Regions from separate parts of the Homo sapiens genome. Here region 2 is linked to region 1. A link is a loop called in an ENCODE intact Hi-C map of the cell type or tissue named here. Cell type or tissue: heart right ventricle. All regions are shown on one strand. Each heading gives the region's core, and the rest is flanking DNA. Links, peaks and the distances in the headings are about the cores only. Region 1 overlaps LOC105373177 (a long non-coding RNA gene). Region 2 has its middle 75 kb from the start of MIR3937.

Region 1 (8,511 bases), core at 1,254-6,253:
TCGTTTTGTACAAAAATAGTGACAGGGTCTCACTATGTTGCCGAGTCTGGTCTGAAACTCCTGGGCTCGAGGGATCCTCTTGTCTCAGCCTCCCAAAGTGCTAGGATTACAGGCGTGAGCCAACAACCCCGGCCTAGGAGTGTTTTGACGGTAAGACCAACAGGCATTACTAACAACTAGATGTCGATTATGAAAGAGGGGAGAGGCCAGGCGCAGTGGTTCATGCCTGTAATCCCAGCATTTTGGGAGGCCGAGGTGGGCAGATCGCTTGATCTCAGGAGTTCAATACCAGCCTGGGCAACATGGTGAAACCTCAGGATATGGTTTGGCTGTGTCCCCACCTAAATCTCATCTTGAGCTGTAGTTCCTATAATCCCCACATGTTGTGGGAGGGACCAGGTAGAGATCACTGAATCGTGGGGGCAGTTACCTCCATGCTGTTCTCCTGATAGAGAGTTAGTTCTCACAAGATCTGATGGTTTTATAAAGGGCTTCCCCCTTCGCTGGGCACTTATTCTCTCCCCTGCGACTCTGTGAAGAGGTGCTTTCCGCCATGATTGTAAGTTTCCTGAGGCCTCCCCAGCCACACAGAACTGTGAGTCAATTAAACCTCTTTCCTTTGTCAATTACCCAGTCTCAGGTATTTCTTCAGAGCAGTGTGAGAACGGACTAATACACTCTGTCTCCACCAAAAAATACAAAATTTAGCTGGGCGTGGTGGCGCACTCCTGTAGTCCCAGCTACTTGGGGGGCTGAGGAGGGAGGATCACTTGAGCCCAGGAGGTTGAGACTGCAGTGATCCATGAAAGTGCCACTGCACTCCAGCCTGGGTGACAGTGCAAGACCCTGTCTCAAAAAAAAGAAGAAGAAAAGAAAAAGAAAGAGGAGAGAGTGATGGGGGATTTTGAGGGCAAGGGTTTGGGCCTTCAAATCAGGAGGAAGAAGTAGCTGCATGCTGAGATGGAGAGGGGGCTATGGATTGGAGAGGTGCTACAAGGAGGGAGACGGTGGGAAACATTTGAGGAACTTCTCCAGCATTTGGTATGGGAGATGTGAAGGAAGTTGAACAGGTAGTTGGGCAGTTTTACATGTACTGTTTCTGAGCCTCCAACCCTAAATGCTACCCCCCTATCCTGCGTGGGGCAACAGCCGGCCCATGCCACTCCATCCTCTGGAGCCTTTATCCTCTCCCTCCACCAAAGAGAAACAAAGTCACCAAGCTTGCCAGCTCCTGGAAATGCTGGAGACCTTTGTCACCTGAGGTCAACCCACATGGGGAAAGCCCACTTACAGTGAACCAATTGAAATAGAGACCAAGGTTTCCAAGTAAATACAGGGGAAAAAATTGAACTGGGACTTAATCTCAAAAATGACACTTGAATCATAAAAATAAGTTATTTTTGGTTTCATTTATATATGGAATCTAAAAAAGTCGAACTCATAGAAACAGAGTGGGCCAGACACAATGGCTCACGCCTATAATCCCAGCACTCTGGGTGGCCAGGATGGGCAGATCACCTGAGGTCAAAAGTTCGAGACCTGCCTGGGCAACATGGTGAAACCCCATCTCTCCCATCTCTACTAAAAAAAAGAAAAAAAAAAAAAAAAAAAAAATTAGCTGGGCCTGGTGGTGGGTGCCTGTAATCCTAGCTACTTGGGAGGCTGAGGCAAGAGAATTGCTTGAACCCAGGAGGCAGAGGTTGCAGTGAGCCAAGATGGCACCACTGCACTCCAGCCTCAGCAACAGAGCAAGACTCCATCTCAAAAAGAAACAGAGTAGAATGGTGGCTGCCAAGGGCTGGGACACGGAGTAAATGGGATGTTGGTCAAAGGGTACAGTTTCAGTTATGAAGGATGAATAAGTTCTGGAGATCTAATATACAGAATGATGACTGTAGTTAATAATACTGTATTGTATACATTTGCTAAGAGAATAAATATCAAGTGTTCTTACCACACACAAAATGGTAACTATGTGAGGTGATGGATATGTCAATTAGCTTGATTGTCCTAATTATTTCACAATGTATACATACATCAAACATTGTATAGCTCAAATATATACAATTTTTCTGTTGAACCATACTTCAATGAAGCTGGGGAAAAAATAAGTCATTTCATATTTAAGAAAATGGAGTTTCTAAGTGCAACTGTGCACCACTCTTAGCAGTAACAAAGTGCTGACAAGTTTGGTTGGGAGTTCAAAGCTTTTCTTTTCCCCGACCAAATCATCTAGAGACACAACAGCCTCCAATTCACCCTTGACTTTCACACACCATCATAAACAGGGTCATTTTGGCAAAAAGGTTCAAGGCCTTCATCAGCTATCCCAAGGGTCTCTCTTGATTCTTTGTTCTTCAAAAGGTCCACTTTTGGAAACTCCCATCATGCCTCCTGCCTATGGATCATCTCTTTGGCTGAGAACCGAGCTAACTCACTCAAGATCCCAATTAGTGACTCCTCATGAGATGGAAGTAATTCTCCGGCATCGTCCTCATTTGATTTCAGAAAATCCAGCAGTTCTGGACTTCACAGTTGCACCACACGGTATTGGGCTGTGGTCTGCTTCCTGGCAACCAAAGGGCAGGACATAGGTAGCTGATAAGGAAGGAGTGAAGGATGTCTGCGTGGGGGCAAATTTCATGCAAAATTCATTACTGAATATTTCTGTAATATGACAATTTCTGCTTTCCTAGCCAACCATACAACTGCAGAGATCCACAGAGCTACCGTTTGAGGAATAAGGAACCCTGTACATAGCCAGGGGCATTCTAAAATCCCCAAACTTGAATCCTACTTCCGACTTTGCTAGGACACCGCAGGAATTACCATCAAAGAAGGAAAAAGATGCACAGAAGTTTCCCATTCGACAGCTACGATTCTACAACCCCATAGTCTTTCTAAACCACAGGCTGCATTTTCCATTTTGTTTTGCTGTGTTTTCCTTCATGCGCCTAACTCCGGAGGCAGAGTTCTGCCCCTACAAAGCCACATTCATGTCATCATTCCAAAACTCACAACTCCTGAAAACTTTGAGGAATGTTATTAGGCCCTGTAGGCCAGAAGGGCCGTTTCCAGGGTAACAGCAACTCCACACTAAGGAAGAAAGGCATTTCCCTTCCTATGCTCCTCTCAGAGTTCAGGCCACTACAGAGAAACCCATGCCCTGAGCCTGAGGGACACTTCCTGTGGCCCTTATGCAACCAGCCCAGCACCCACCCCAAGGACACACAGCCAGCCCCTGCGCACTGGAAGGCCACACTTCCTGCCCCCGATATCTCATGTTGATCTCCTGCCATAAATCTACCCATGCCTGTCCGTCAGCACGTCCCAATCTGTGGTCTGGAAAAGTCAGCATAGATGTGAGAAGAACTCCTGCACAGGCATTTGTTTTTCCAGCCGCCTGGCTTTTGTTTTGAGCAAGGTGGAAATGAAAACTGTCTCTAAGGGAGAGAACGCTCCCTCCAGGTGCTTGAGTGACTCCAGGCCCAGAGAGCTTAACCGTGCCCCTTTCACCTTGGCCTGGGTCCTTCTTGACTGAATAAGACACATTTCCGCCATCTAATAAGGAAACTTGGAAATGAGGAAGGAGGCCCGCAGGGGATATCTGGGATGCCCTGTCCATGTAAGTCTTTCTCCCCAGTGTTCGTCGGCTTTCCTGATTGCCTAATCCAGACAGGCTCTGGCAGGGACCCCTGAAGGCGAACCACATTGAGCTGGGTGAGAGATTCCCCCTGTGAAACTCAAGACATATCGAGTTCAAGAACAGGGCTCAAAAGCTTGTGGGGCTAAGGCAGGTCATGGCCACAGGGTCTCTCTACCAGATCCCCCTCCCCCATCTCTGTGCGCCCCACCACTCCTGCACCCATCCACATACAACTAAGCCTTGCATTTACTTGCAAGTTTCTTGAGACATGGCTGAAAAAAAAAAAAAAAAAAGCTGTTTTTGCCAATGACACTGATCTTCCCTGATTCATAATGGAGTCAGACCTTCGAATTCCTCCTGGGGACAGAAGGAGAAGTGACTAACAGGAAGCCCTTGGGATTGTGAGACTTACCCTTGAGAATGGAAGAGCACAGTGGAGAAAAAAATGAACACATGTAACAAAATCAGCGGCAAGTGCAAGGCTGGGCAGTGCTATTGAAGCTCAGTAGCAATTCAGGGAAGGGAACTACCAGGGCAGGCTGACTTGCGGCAGACAGGGTGTTCTTGGGGGTGGTGCAAGGTGGGGAAGTGCTGAGGCTAAAGGTAAGTCTTTTTTTTTTTTAAGAGTCAGGGTCTCATTCTATTAATATCACCCAGGCTGGACTGCAGTGGCACGATCATAGCTCACTGCAGCCTCAAACTCCTGGGCTCAAGAAATCCTTCTGCCACAGCCTCCCTAGTAGCTGGGACTACAGGCACATAGTACCATGCCCAGCTAATTTTTAAAATTTCTTGTAGAGACTGGGTCTCACCATGTTATCTACCCAGGCTGGTCTCCTGGCCTCAAGCAATCTTCCCGCCTTAGCCTCCCAAGTCCCTGGGATTACAGCCATGAGCCACCGTGCCTGGCTAAAGCTAAGTCTTACAGATTTCCATAGGAAAGGACCAGGCAGGGGGTGGCAGGGCTAAAGCACAGAAGTGGGAATGGCCCTGGCATATGCAGGCAGAGAGAACAATCCACAGAAAAACAGGTTTTGCTTATATTTCATTTAGAGGATTTTCTAATACAGATTCAAGTCATTCAACATTTACTGGTACCTACTATGAGGTACCTGCTATGGGCCAGGCACCATTTTGGGACCTACAGGGGATCTGGGGCTAGTCCAGCAGGACGAAGGACCAGAACAAACAAAGTGACATGTCTGCGTTTGGGTTCCTCAGTAGCCGACCCTGAGATAAGGGTCTAAGTACAAGTAGTATATCTGGAAGGAGGCAGGGAAGGGAAGGTAGCCAATGAGCAGGTTACTGCTGTGGGCAACTGGGGCACAGTCCCACTGGGGATCTGAGAGCTGGCACAGAACAATTACTTGGGAATATTCCATCCATGGAGTGAGGGAGCTGGGGTATTTATCCACCAGCTCCCATCAGTCATTGGTTGAGGGCTGCTCCCAGGGAGCATTAACCCCCTGGCACCTTCTGCTTGACAGAGAAGGCTCAAGTGGTCAGAAACAGGCTCCAGGCACAGGGATACAGGTGCTGGCAGCTGTGTGCACAGAAATGGTAAGCACAAGGTGACATGGGTGAGGCATCAATAGTGTCTACTGCACATGTGACTGAAAGGGGACAAAGAGGATATGGACCTGTGGCCTCCATAAAGACACCAGGACAAAGTTTCCAAAACACTCATCGGAAGATCCTTGGGGTTCAAAATGCTGAGAGCCGGGGCTGGGGAAGTAGTACATCATTTCAAATAAAAGGAACATTGTGAACAAAGACAGCTGAGCAAGGATCATGTCTGGGAGCTGAAAAGTGTGATTTGGCTAAAGTATAGTGACAAGGAAGGTCAGAGGTAGGGACCTGAGCCACACTGTGGAGAACTCGAATGCCAGGCAACAGCTTTAATCTTCATTCCACAGGCAATGAGGAGCCATTGAAGGTGGTTGAGCAGGAGTGGCATGGAGAAGTGTTGTAGGAACACTAATCTAGCCAAAAAGCAAGAGGATAACTTGGAGGTAGGGAGACTAGGTTAAAAAAAAAAATTCCCCAAATGAATGTTAGCCACAGTGGAGATTATTTCGGAAGGGAGAGAAATGAAGGGGGCTCCCTGCAGCTCTGGCCCCAAGAGAAAGGCCCCTGAAAAGAATTGCGTGGGAGCTGCTAAAAGGGGGACCAGCTCCTCGCCTGCATGGCCTGATTGTTCCTTCTGGCAAAGATGTGGGCCCACTCATTTCTCTCCTATTTTCTTTCCTCCAAAAATGCTTTTGGCCTCTGGTTTCCGAAAGCTTTGCTCAGTGAGTTTAAACAGCATCTCACAGCATGGCCGAGCAATAACAAATGGCGCCTGGTGGCTCGCCTGCTGGTGGCTTAAAAAACAATTGATGACTTTTAATCAGCTGAATGAGCATGGGACAAATGACAGCATGGCCTGAATGCAGCCCAGACGTCATCGGCTGACATCAGTGGGGAGGAGGGAGGTGCCCTTCTGGTGAGCTTGGGAACAAACAGGAGCAGAGGCTGGCGCTTGAGGCTCCAGGAGGCAGCTCTGCTCTCACCCCAAAGCGGTTGCCTTCTTCTCTCCCTTCTGGGGAGACCAGGTGAGCCAAGGGCTGGGGCACTGGAAGACCGGGGTTCAGGGTCTCCAGATGTCACTTGGTAACTGTAGGCATCAGTTCCCCTCCAGACCTCAGTTTCCCCCTCTGATAAATGGAGGAGATGAAGGCAAGTTTGTGTCTTCTGTTAAGCCGCCCCATATGTGGGATAGCTTTAGACTGAATCTCTAAAGGACTCAAGTGAAGGTCTGTTTATATATCCTGCTCCTATCAAAACTATCAAAACCATCAACACTCCCCACTGCACGGCCACTTTCCCCCACCTCCCCCTACCCACACACCAAATGGATACTCACCAAGCATTCCTTTTTTTTTTTTTTTTTTTTTTTGAGACGGACTCTTGCTCTGTTGCCCAGGCTGGAGTGCAGCAGCGTGATCTCACTGCAACCTCCGCCTCCCGGGTTCAAGCTATTCTCCTGCCTTGTAATCCTAGCTGGGATTACAGGTGCGTGCCACCACACCCAGCTAATTTTTGTATTTTTCATAGAGATGGGGTTTTGCCATGTTGGCCAGGTTGGTCTCCAACTCCTAAGCTCAAGTGATCCACCTGCCTCAGCCCCCCAAAGTCCTGGGATTACAGGTGTGAGCCACTGCACCCGGCCTCACCAAGCATCTCTGATAAAGGAGTGCAAATTTGAGCAAAGGAAGCAAAAATGGCAGGAATGAAAATAAAGGTATTTGTTGAGTGCTTACTACATGCCTGGCCCCGTGCTATGTGTTTATAGGCATTATCTCATTATCCCCATCTCACATGAGGTGAGGTGGGGAGGAAACAGGCTCGGAAGGGTAAAGGAATCTGCCCATAGTTCTACCACCAGTAAGTGAGGGACACGAACACATGCCTACCTGCTTCCAAAGCGCTTGCCCTTCCTCACTTTTCCAGCCCAAACTGGGACACAGGAGCAACTTAAGAAAGTAGGCTGGGGGAAAACTTGACCTGATGCAGGAACATATAAATTATATTAAGAAATGCCACAGGTCACACCTCAGTCACAATCACAGGAACGCAAGACCTTTATGCCATGAATCTTCCCTGACCACCAAAATTTAGGAATTAAGAATCTGCTTCTTAGGATTTTTTTTTTTAATCCTGTGCTTGGTCCACAGGAATGGACACTCCCTCCTGGCCAGCTTGCCCACCCTCCAGGCCACAGTTTGCACACTGTTTGTCTCCCCGAGAAGAGCTACCCCTCCCTCCCTGGCTTATGCTGGGCTTTGTGCGAGATGGACCCTGAGATGGTGACTGGTGTATAGGATCCTGATTGGAGGCTGCTGTCAGGAACAATGCCTGTGAGGGAGAAAGGGCTGCAGGATGGGGCAGAGGGAGAAGCTGAACTACAGTGCAGTTGCAACAGAGGCCTCAGTCAACTCCAAGGCAAGTTCTGGGGCTGGGATGGCCCTTCAGAGATGTCCTAAATTGAGGCAAAGGGGTAAGTCCTTGCATAGTCTCCCCCGCCTATAAACCAGTCATTGAATGAGTTGCCCTCCCGGAAGGTGGCAGGGCGCTCCCTTGGACAAGGCAGCTCAGCCAGCTCCTATCAGCTAAGGACAATTCCAAGTGGGCAGCGGTCCCCACCCAAACCTTTGAAGGGGGTAGTTATATGGTGTGCTCCTGAATCCACCATCCCATCCAACAAAACTCCTGCTCATCCTTCAGTTGGCAGCTCAAGCTTGACCCATTCTTTCTGAACTCCTAGCCACTCCCTGAGCCCCTAGACTCGCCACTATTTCCATCCGCAATGATGGCCCTGCTTCAGAAATGTCAGATAACTCCTTACCCTCCATCTCTAGACAGTGAGAAATGGAGATCACCTTTACCACCTGTTCCTGGCACAAAGAAGCCTCCCCTAGGTGCTGAGTAGATGGATGTTGCATGGGAGGTGCCAGCAGGCCCACGGGAATGTTCCAGCTTCCACAATTTCCTCTCTATCAGTGACTCAAAGTGTCTACGTTGTTTCTGCCGATGACATACAAGCACAGAGAAAGCTTGCTCCCACAGCCAACCTGGCAACCTCTCTTGGGCTCAGGCCAAGAAAGTCCTGTCCTTGTTCCCTTCCCTGTCCAGTGTTCTGCTGTAAGTCCACTTCCTAGCTAAGAGGGCCAAGCACATTTAGAAGCCTCCGTGCCAGGGAAAGCCCAATGCCATTGCCAACTGCACTACATCGCCGTTCTTCTGAAGGAAATTACTATTGATCCCACAGCTCTCCTCCCCATGCTGTTTGCCGGGGACAGCCAAGGATTCCCGTGCCAGCTGGG
Region 2 (8,511 bases), core at 1,962-6,961, 73 kb before region 1:
ATATCAACTCTCATATTTAATGTTTTTCAAAAGGCAGTGCCTAGGACTCCCATCCCTCCTGACTTTTCTCCCTCTTCTCCCCTCCTCTTCCTGCAGGCACCTTCCCTGTGTCATTTCTCAGAGGCCGTGCATTTTCATGCTGGAAAAGCTGAGACTTGAACTTGATCAACAAACCCCAGAGTCCCACAGGGAAAGTCCTAACAGCCGCCTGGTCACTCCAGTTCTGCCAAGAAACAGCTGCGTGGTCTTGGACAAGTCCCAGCCCTTCTCCAGGCTTCAGCTTCCACACTGTATCATGATGGGGTTGGATTTTTACAAGATCATCTTGAAGGCCTTCATTAACAGTCCGTGATATACTTGACTCTCCCCCTCCCCTGGACACCCTCATGGAGCTCTAAGGAATCAAAGCATAGAAGTAATGTCCCTCTGGGGTTCCAGGTGCTGCGGTAGTACACCAGTGTTGGGAAGAAGAGCTAGCAGCACCGCTCACTATGAAGATTCTAAGTGCCTACTCAGCAAGGGCTTTCCTGAGGTTGTAATAAGCTCCTGGATCAGTTAACTCTTCCGCAAGGCAGAGCAGCTTTCCAGACCCCACTTCATCATCACAATAAGTAAATGACAGCCTGGGCAACAAAGTGAGACCCCACCTCTACGAAATTAAAAAAAAAAATTAATTAGGCAGGCATGGTGGCATGTGCCTATAGTCCCACTTATTTGGGAAGCTGAAGTGAGAGGCTTGAGCCCAGGTTTTCAAGTCTGCAATGAGCTATGATCGTGCCACTGCACTCCAGCCTAGGCAACAGGGCAAGATCTTATCTCAAAAAAAGAAAGAAGGAAAGAAGGAAAGAAAAGAAAGAAAGAAAGAAGGAAAAGAAAGAAAGAAAGAAAGAAAGAAAGAAAGAAAGAAAGAAAGAAAGAAAGAGAGAAAGAGAGAAAGAGAAAGGGAAAGGAAAAGAAAACAAAAGACTCTCACAACATTCTTTTAAGGTTGCGAATAAAATTGTCCCCATCACACATCTGAGGAAACTGAGGCTTTGGCCCAAGTGAGTCAAAGGAGTGTGATGAAAATATAGATTTTGAAATCAAAATAAGTGCAAATCTCATCTCTGTGGCATGAGCTGAGTGAAATAGGATAAAGGGGAAATTCTCAAGGCCTCGGTTTTGCCATCTGAAAAATGGGCATTGAGTTGAGGGCTAAATGAGATAGTTCATGCAAAAAGGACTCACAAGGCTGTCTCCTTGTAGATGGGGTTAACGAACAGAAGTTCCCAGGCCACTGGCTGCAGGGTGCGTTTGTCTCCCAGGTCTTGCATGGTTCTTGGCAGGGATCAGGCCCAGTAAATATTTGCTGAACTGGATTACACCAATGCCACAACAGAGGCCTCACTGTCAAACCATGCTGGGGAAGTAGCAGATAAAGCTGTGAGGGCCACGGAAGGTTCTCAAAGGGATCAGGGCCAATAGCATAGAAAGAGGAAAAACTGAGTTTAAAAAGCTCATACTGCAGTCTGAAGCCCCATGGAGGCTGGGACCAGACTCAGAAGGGGACAAATGTTCTTGGGTAGATTCTGAAGGACAGATCCCCAAAATGTTCTGAGCAACCTTTCAGATCAGTTTCCCAAGCCTGGCAAATTGGGAAAAATCTGATCAATGAAGTGGAAGCAGCAGCCACAAATGCCACATGAGAGTTCTGAATGAACTGTCTTCCTGTTCCTCTCCCTTGCCCCCACCACACCCTCTACACCCTGAATTCCCATCTGCCATGTAGACATGGGTGTGGGAAGGAGAGATAAAGTGGAGGTTCCCTTTGGTGTAAATCCTGGACCCAGAAAGATAGGGGGATCTCAGAGTTACCTTAATAAATCATCAATCTCTGTCCCTGTTTCAGGTTCTCCAGCCTCAGGTGTCTTCCTGAGCTGAAAGCCAACGTGCATCCCAAACCCTAGAGATGTCCATAAAATCTGCTTTCTGCCCTTTGGAGAGGTCAGGCGTCAGTGAGGAGAACCTCCTCCATGTATGGGGCCTGAGGTTCCTCTGCATAATTACCTTTTGCACCAGGAGGCACCTCCCTTCCTTGAGATCACACCTGGGACACGAGACACAGACTTACAAAGCAGACAGGCCAGCAGAACATCCCAAGGCTCCTGGTCTCTCCTCAAAGATCAGGGATGGATGAGTGGATGGGAGGATGGATGGATGGATGGATGGATGGATGAGTGGATGAGTGGATGGGAGGATGGATGGATGGATGGATGGATGGATGGATGAGTGGATGGGAGGATGGATGGATGGATGGATGGATGGTTGGATGGATGGCTGGATGGATGGGTGAACAAGTGGATGGATGGATGAATGGACAGATGGACTGAGTCCCTCACCCTCTGCTGGATTCTTGCTCCTGTGCCTTATACCTTTTACAGTCAGGGGGTTTTCCCAAGTGTCTCACCTATTTTTCCTAACATTAGCTTTTAAAACATTCCCTTTTTTCTGCCCCTCAAAAGGTGACAAACAGCCAGATAACCTCTGGCTATCTGGAGAAATTGGCATGTTTAGTTAATTGCCGTTTCACATATATGACATCATGGAAAGAGGGAGAGCTTGGACACAGACAGACCCAGGTTTGAAAACCAGACCTAACACCACTAAGCTGTGTGACCTTGTGCAACCTACAAAACCTCTCTGAACCTGTTTTATCATCTGTAAAATGAAAGTCATAATCATGACCTCTCAGGAGTGTTGCAGGAAAGGAAATCATTCTCAAGAAGTGCCTGGCACATGGTAGCTATTTTCTTTTTAAAGGAGGGAGCTAGAGGTGGTAGAAAATAGCCTGGGCTTTGTCGTCTAAGTAAGTCTGGATTGGAACCTGCTTAACCACTCACTGTGTGGCCTTGAGCCAAGGTAGTGAATTCTGAACCTCAATCTCTTCATCTCTCAAAAGGGCTATTAATATGTACCTTTCAGGATTGCCATGAGGAGTAGATCTATTTTACATAAAGCTGCCAGTACATAGTAGGTGCTTAACAAATGGTATCCATGATCATCTCTTAAGAAAGGAGATGGGGAAACTGAGGTACAGAATGACCTGCTCAGATAATGAAAGAGTGATGGAGTCTTGGCTGCCTTCCATGTGGACCATGAGCCATGCCGAGGCACCACACAGAGCAACATTAACCATGCGTAGTCCCCACCCAGCAGCCTTCAAGCTTCTAGGTGATTGAAATTCAACTTGACCTCTGACTAGCTGCAGCACACAGGATGGGAGAGGGCCTGAAAGCTAATTTTGTTCTGTTTCCTGGACTCCCAGTCCAGTGCTCCCCTCAAACCTTCACAAGGTGGCATAGCCAGGTGATTGAATACTGCAAAGCCACACCACCATGCCCTCCAATCTTGATGCTACCACTTGGGGCTATGTGACCACTGGTCCTGGCTTGGCCTCTCTGTGTCTCAGTAATGGGAATGATAAACAGTGCCTATCTCAAAGGTTTGTTGTGCCTGTGAGATGGTGCCGGGCACATACAAAGTCCCCAATCAATGTTAGCTACGATTATTATTAGCTCTTTGCCACATAGAGCTTTGATCTCTCAAAGACCCATTAATCGCTCAGCCCCTTCTTCAAGGGATTAAAAAAAAAAACAGCAAATGAAATTCTACATGAAATCATCGCTGTAATGTTTCTGCTGCCAGGACAAATCATTAGGGTGGAGGTGGGAGGGGGGGACATGGCAGTGATACCACTGGCCAGAAAGAAGAAGGGACATTAATATAGCAGCTTCCTATCTAATGGCTGGGGAAGAGGGAGGGGGAGGGGGGGATTGCTGAAGGGAGAGGTTGCCGGCTGACTCTGCTGTCGGGGAAGAAGGGTCTGTCAATCAGGGCCCCCCAGGAGGTGAAGGGGTCCCTGTGCCCAGCGAGGAGAGGCACAGAGCCCAAGTGAGCTCTGGGAGAAGGTAGCCCCATGGACCCCTGTGAGGCCTGGGTCCTGGCCCAGCAGCCCTCCCTGAAGGAACCCCCAAATGTGGGCAGTGTCCAGCCAGTCTCCGGCTCAGATGCATTTAAGAGCAGGAGGCTTCTCAGGCTTAAGGAACCTGAACCTGCCTCTATTCTCCACAGCACAGTGGCCCGAAGCACTTCGCTATCCACGAGGCTGGCCCCAAGAGACAGCAGACCAGGGTTCGAGCTACCTCTCTGCCTCCCCCAACCTCCCCCGCCCTTTTCTGGCATGAATTTCCTCCACTGAAAAGCGAGGGGTTTGGCTGAGGTTGTGGTTTTGAAAGCTGTGTTGAGGGGACCCAAGGATGGGCCGGGGCCTGGTAGCGGCCAAGATTGGGTGTGGGTCTCCACCCTGCCCCTCCCAGAGCCAGCTCACAGCCCACCTTCAGCCCATTTGACAACTATGGCTACAGATGAACATGATTTTGATTAGCAAAAGGGGTTCTGCTACTTCAAAATCAAGAATGTAGAAAGCCCCTGAGTAGAGGGTCTCTAGCCACTCCTCCCCTGCCAATGTTGCCTGTCTTAGGAAGCACCAAGGACAGGCGGGGAAGCTGGCTTGGCCCTGGCTCTGGATCAAGAATAGAGCGCTGTGTCCAGAGGCCTTGCTGAATCTCCTTCCTGAGCAGCCGCCTGGCCCACGCGTCACAGTTTATCCTCCGGCAAGGGCTGGCTGGACACAATGCCTTGGCCCCGGGCCCACCTTCAGGAGCCAAACCCAACAGTCTCCTCAGCTTCCTGGCTTGTGCCAGCACACTGTTTGGCAAGAGAGGAGGTGACCAGCAGGCAGAAGGAGCTCCGGCACACCAGAAGGGTGTCTCGCTGGTCCCCAAGGGGCAGCTGGGAGTTGCTTTCTGAGCTCAGGCCTGGAGCATCTCAATGGGCAACATGTCCCACGGGGCTGGGTGGGTGGCAGACAGTGTGTGACGCAGGGCCTGCCAGAGCCCAGGACTTACCTTTAGGAGGTGGTGTGAACAACTGCACCCCCCACCCACTCTCTGAGCCTCCAATTCTAAATTCAGTCTTGGAGTCCCTGACCAGAAAGCAGGAACTCCTGGTTGAGTCACAGGGGTATATCACAGATGGTTTTCTTTTTCTTTCTTTTTTGAGTCAGGATCTCGCCCTGTCAGGCTGGAGTGCAATGACACAATCCGGCTCACTGCTGCCTCAAAGTCCTGGCCTCAAGCAACCTTCCCACCTCAGCCTCCCGAGTAGCTGAGACCATAAGCGCTCATTTCTTATTTTGTTTTTGGTAGAGACGGGATCTCACTATGTTGCCCAGGCTGGTCTGGAACTCCTGACCTCAAACGATTCACCCGTCTTGGCCTCCCAAAGTCCTGGGATGACAGGTGTGAACCACTGCACCCAGCCACAGATGTTTTCTCGCAGCACACTTTGTCACGGCTGAGGAAGAGTGTTCGCATGTTAGGCTTGCCAAAGCTAAGAATAGGGATAGGATTTCCTTGAAGTAGGAAAAGCGCCCCAGAAAGGACAGCCAGGAAGCCCATGGTTTGCTATACATTTTAACTGGGGTGCCCATCTGTGCCCTTTAGGGTAGGAGTCAAAGCCCCTCAACCCTGCATCCAGCCTTTCCCCACCACATGAACCACTGGGCCTCTCTGTGCCTCTGTGCCTATGCACATGCTATTTGCTGAGTGGAATGAACTCCCCCTCCCTCACCTACCTCCAGCCTTGTCTGCCTGGCAGGCTCCTACTCACCCTTCAAAACCCAGTTTCCCTTCTGTAAGGCCACCTTTTATTCCCTCCAGAGATTCTCACCCTCTCCTCTGTCTCCCTACAGTGTCTTACACACACACACACACACACACACACACACACACACACACAAATAAAGATAATAATTGCCACACAGTAGCTTGTGACAATTATCAGCTTTATTGGAAGAATTTGTTTTGGACTGTGTGGCTGGACTGTGAGCTCTTTACCATGTGTTTTTGTATGCACCGATACTTGCATGATTTGTATGTATTTTTGTCCTACCTACTTACAACAAATATCGGAGAGTGCATCAGGAAAAATAATAACCAGCATTTATCAGCAGCCCAGCATGTGCACAGCATCCAACAGACATTTCCCACAACACCCCTGCAGTGTGGGTACTATTACCCCATTTCACCAAGAGGGAAACTAAGGCTCAGGAAGGTTAGGTATCCTGCTGAGGTCACACAACCAGTAAAGCTAAGCCAGGACATGATCATTGTTCTTTTAGATTCCAAAGCCCAGTATTTTTTGTTTTCTTGTCCTGCTGTAAGGCCTTCCCTATTTCTAGCCCCAGGGCCTGCCAACAGATGCACTATCCATGCTCAAGAAGTAGATGAACCAGGTGAGAGCCAGACAGTGTGACCACCAACCGTCTGATATTGAGCGCCAGTGGGTGGCCCTTGCTTGAAGTGTGGTCCTCAGACCAGCAGTATAACCATCACTTGGGAGCTTGTATGGAATCTCAGGTCCCACTGAGACCTACTGAATTAAAATCAGCATTTTTAACAAGATCTCCAGGGCATTCGCGTGCATGTTAACTTCTCTATTTTACATCCCTGTTTCCATGAAGACAAACAAGAAGTTTCTGGTAGAAAGAGCTGGCAGAGTTGATGGAACAGGTCGCTTTTTAAAAAACACTTCCAAAGCTTTTCACCACACAGGTTGAAAGTGAAAATTTCCTTCCTTGTTCCACTTTGATTTTGCTAATTTCTTAGAACGTAAAAGGTATCAAAAGATATTTAACTACGTATGTTTTCCTTTCTCCGATATGTTCAGCCTTAGGAATGAAAAGTTGATGTTATGGAAAACCATTTGGCCTTTTCGACTAAAGCTGAACATAAGCATACCCTTAGCTCTACTTCACAGAAAGGAGTTGCCGGGATCCACCAAAAGGCATGTACTAGAATGTCCATAGCAAAGCTAACCCTACCCGAAAGCCCATTGGCAGCAGTGGGTAAATAAATGGTGGAATTGTCACACATGGAATACTACACAGCAATGAGAAGGAACAAACTACAACTACACTCCACAAGTCGGATAAATTTCACCATGATAATGTTGAACAAAAGAAGCCAGACCCAAAAGAAGACAAACTGTATGATTCCATTTACATAAGATTCAAAGATAGACAAAACTACTCTCTGTGTAAGGTGGGGACACCTCCCTTGAGGAAGCAGCAACTGGGAGATGACATGAAGGGGACTTCCTTGGGGGTTGTTGATGTTCTGTGTCTCTACCTGGGTGTTCTTATACACGGGTGCTCTTAGCTTGTAAGAATGTATCAAGCTGTACGCTCAGGCTTCTCTGAATGTAGGTTATACTTCAATAAAAGGTTAAAAAAAAAAGCTAATGTTGCCTAATGGCCTAAATTCTATGAATATGCAATAAACTTGCAGCATAAGAATTTTGTCCTGCAATTTGCTGCTGACTCCAAGTTCTGGAGGTGTCAGGGTAACAAAGCACCCCAGGGTGAGCATTTGACAGGAAGCATTAGCTGCCCCCCAGGAGCCTCAAATACCTGATGGGTTTTCTCCTGCTTAAAATTAAAAACCTGCCCGCAAAGATGCCGAGGAAGGGAGAATGCATCCACAACCCTCATTTTGCAATGTTATTAACTGTGGGCGTTGAGCGCAGTGGGTAGTGGATTCCTCTGCAACTGCTGGCTAGACACCAGGTTTCTGTTCCTAGGGGGTGAGGCCGGTGACTTCTTTATCTCTACATGCCCACCCCCCGACACACACACACACACACACACACACACACACACACACACACACACAGCCTTACCCACAAAGGCATGAAGATGTCTGTTGCTTAATAAATGGTTTCCTAAGGACCACAGCATTTTGGCACTAGAAAAAGTAATAATATCTCGCTTTAATTTTGCAGGTGCCGTGTGCCTAGCCATATGAAGCGCTTCATACACATTGTCTCATCGATGCCACACAACTACCCTGTGAGGGAAGGGCCAAAGTTATTCCCATTACAGATAAGGCTTGGAGGAGGTAAGACAGTAGCTTGCCAGAGGTCACACCATGACCCATGGCAGAGCTGGGATCCTACCCAGGCAGGGCGTTTGATCCAGAGCCTGCTTTGCCTCTAGGCTTCACAGCCTTGGAAGCGATGCCATCTAAGATCCCATCTTTGCAAATAGGGCCACTGGCCATGACTGCCGAATTTAGCAAATAAAAATACAGGCCACGCAGTTCAAATTGAATTTCAGATAAGCAATACATCCTTTTTAGCATAAGTATGTCCCATGCAATATTTGGGACACATTTATACTAAAAATTATTCATTTGTTGATCTGAAATCCAACTTGAACTGGGTGGCCTGTATTTTATCTGGTGCCCCTACCACTGGGGCCCACAGAAGTCAAGTGACATACAAAGTGACATTGGCAGTTTGTCAGAGTTGGAGGTCTGGGCCCAGGGCCCCGGGCCCCTGCCTCTTCCTCTGATGCTTTTTCAGCCAGCCGGCTGCAACTCCTCCCCAAACCTCCTCCCACTCTGTGTGTTT

The links. A loop is a pair of places that touch in the nucleus more often than their neighbours do. Peaks named below come from ENCODE experiments on the same cell type or tissue, not always from the same donor. Only the 100,000 strongest peaks of a DNase experiment are listed, where the experiment ranks them.
Region 2: a loop joins it to region 1, with 7 times the contacts of the local background. A loop is called at or near these places in 40 of 110 quality-filtered maps.

Annotation. Positions count from the first base shown.
Region 1 is chrX:39,805,512-39,814,022 of GRCh38, forward strand. It overlaps LOC105373177 (a long non-coding RNA gene), which reads left to right. Exons shown (of 2, transcript XR_949024.3): 2 at 2,365-2,922. Among named protein-coding and RNA genes, the nearest start is that of MIR1587, 28 kb to the right of the region's middle. In heart right ventricle, for the core only: no CTCF peak of the experiment used is centred there; no DNase peak of the experiment used is centred there; H3K27ac peaks cover 1,021 bases.
Region 2 is chrX:39,731,709-39,740,219 of GRCh38, forward strand. No RefSeq gene overlaps it. Among named protein-coding and RNA genes, the nearest start is that of MIR3937, 75 kb to the left of the region's middle. In heart right ventricle, for the core only: no CTCF peak of the experiment used is centred there; a DNase peak (open chromatin) is centred at 4,663; H3K27ac peaks cover 1,256 bases.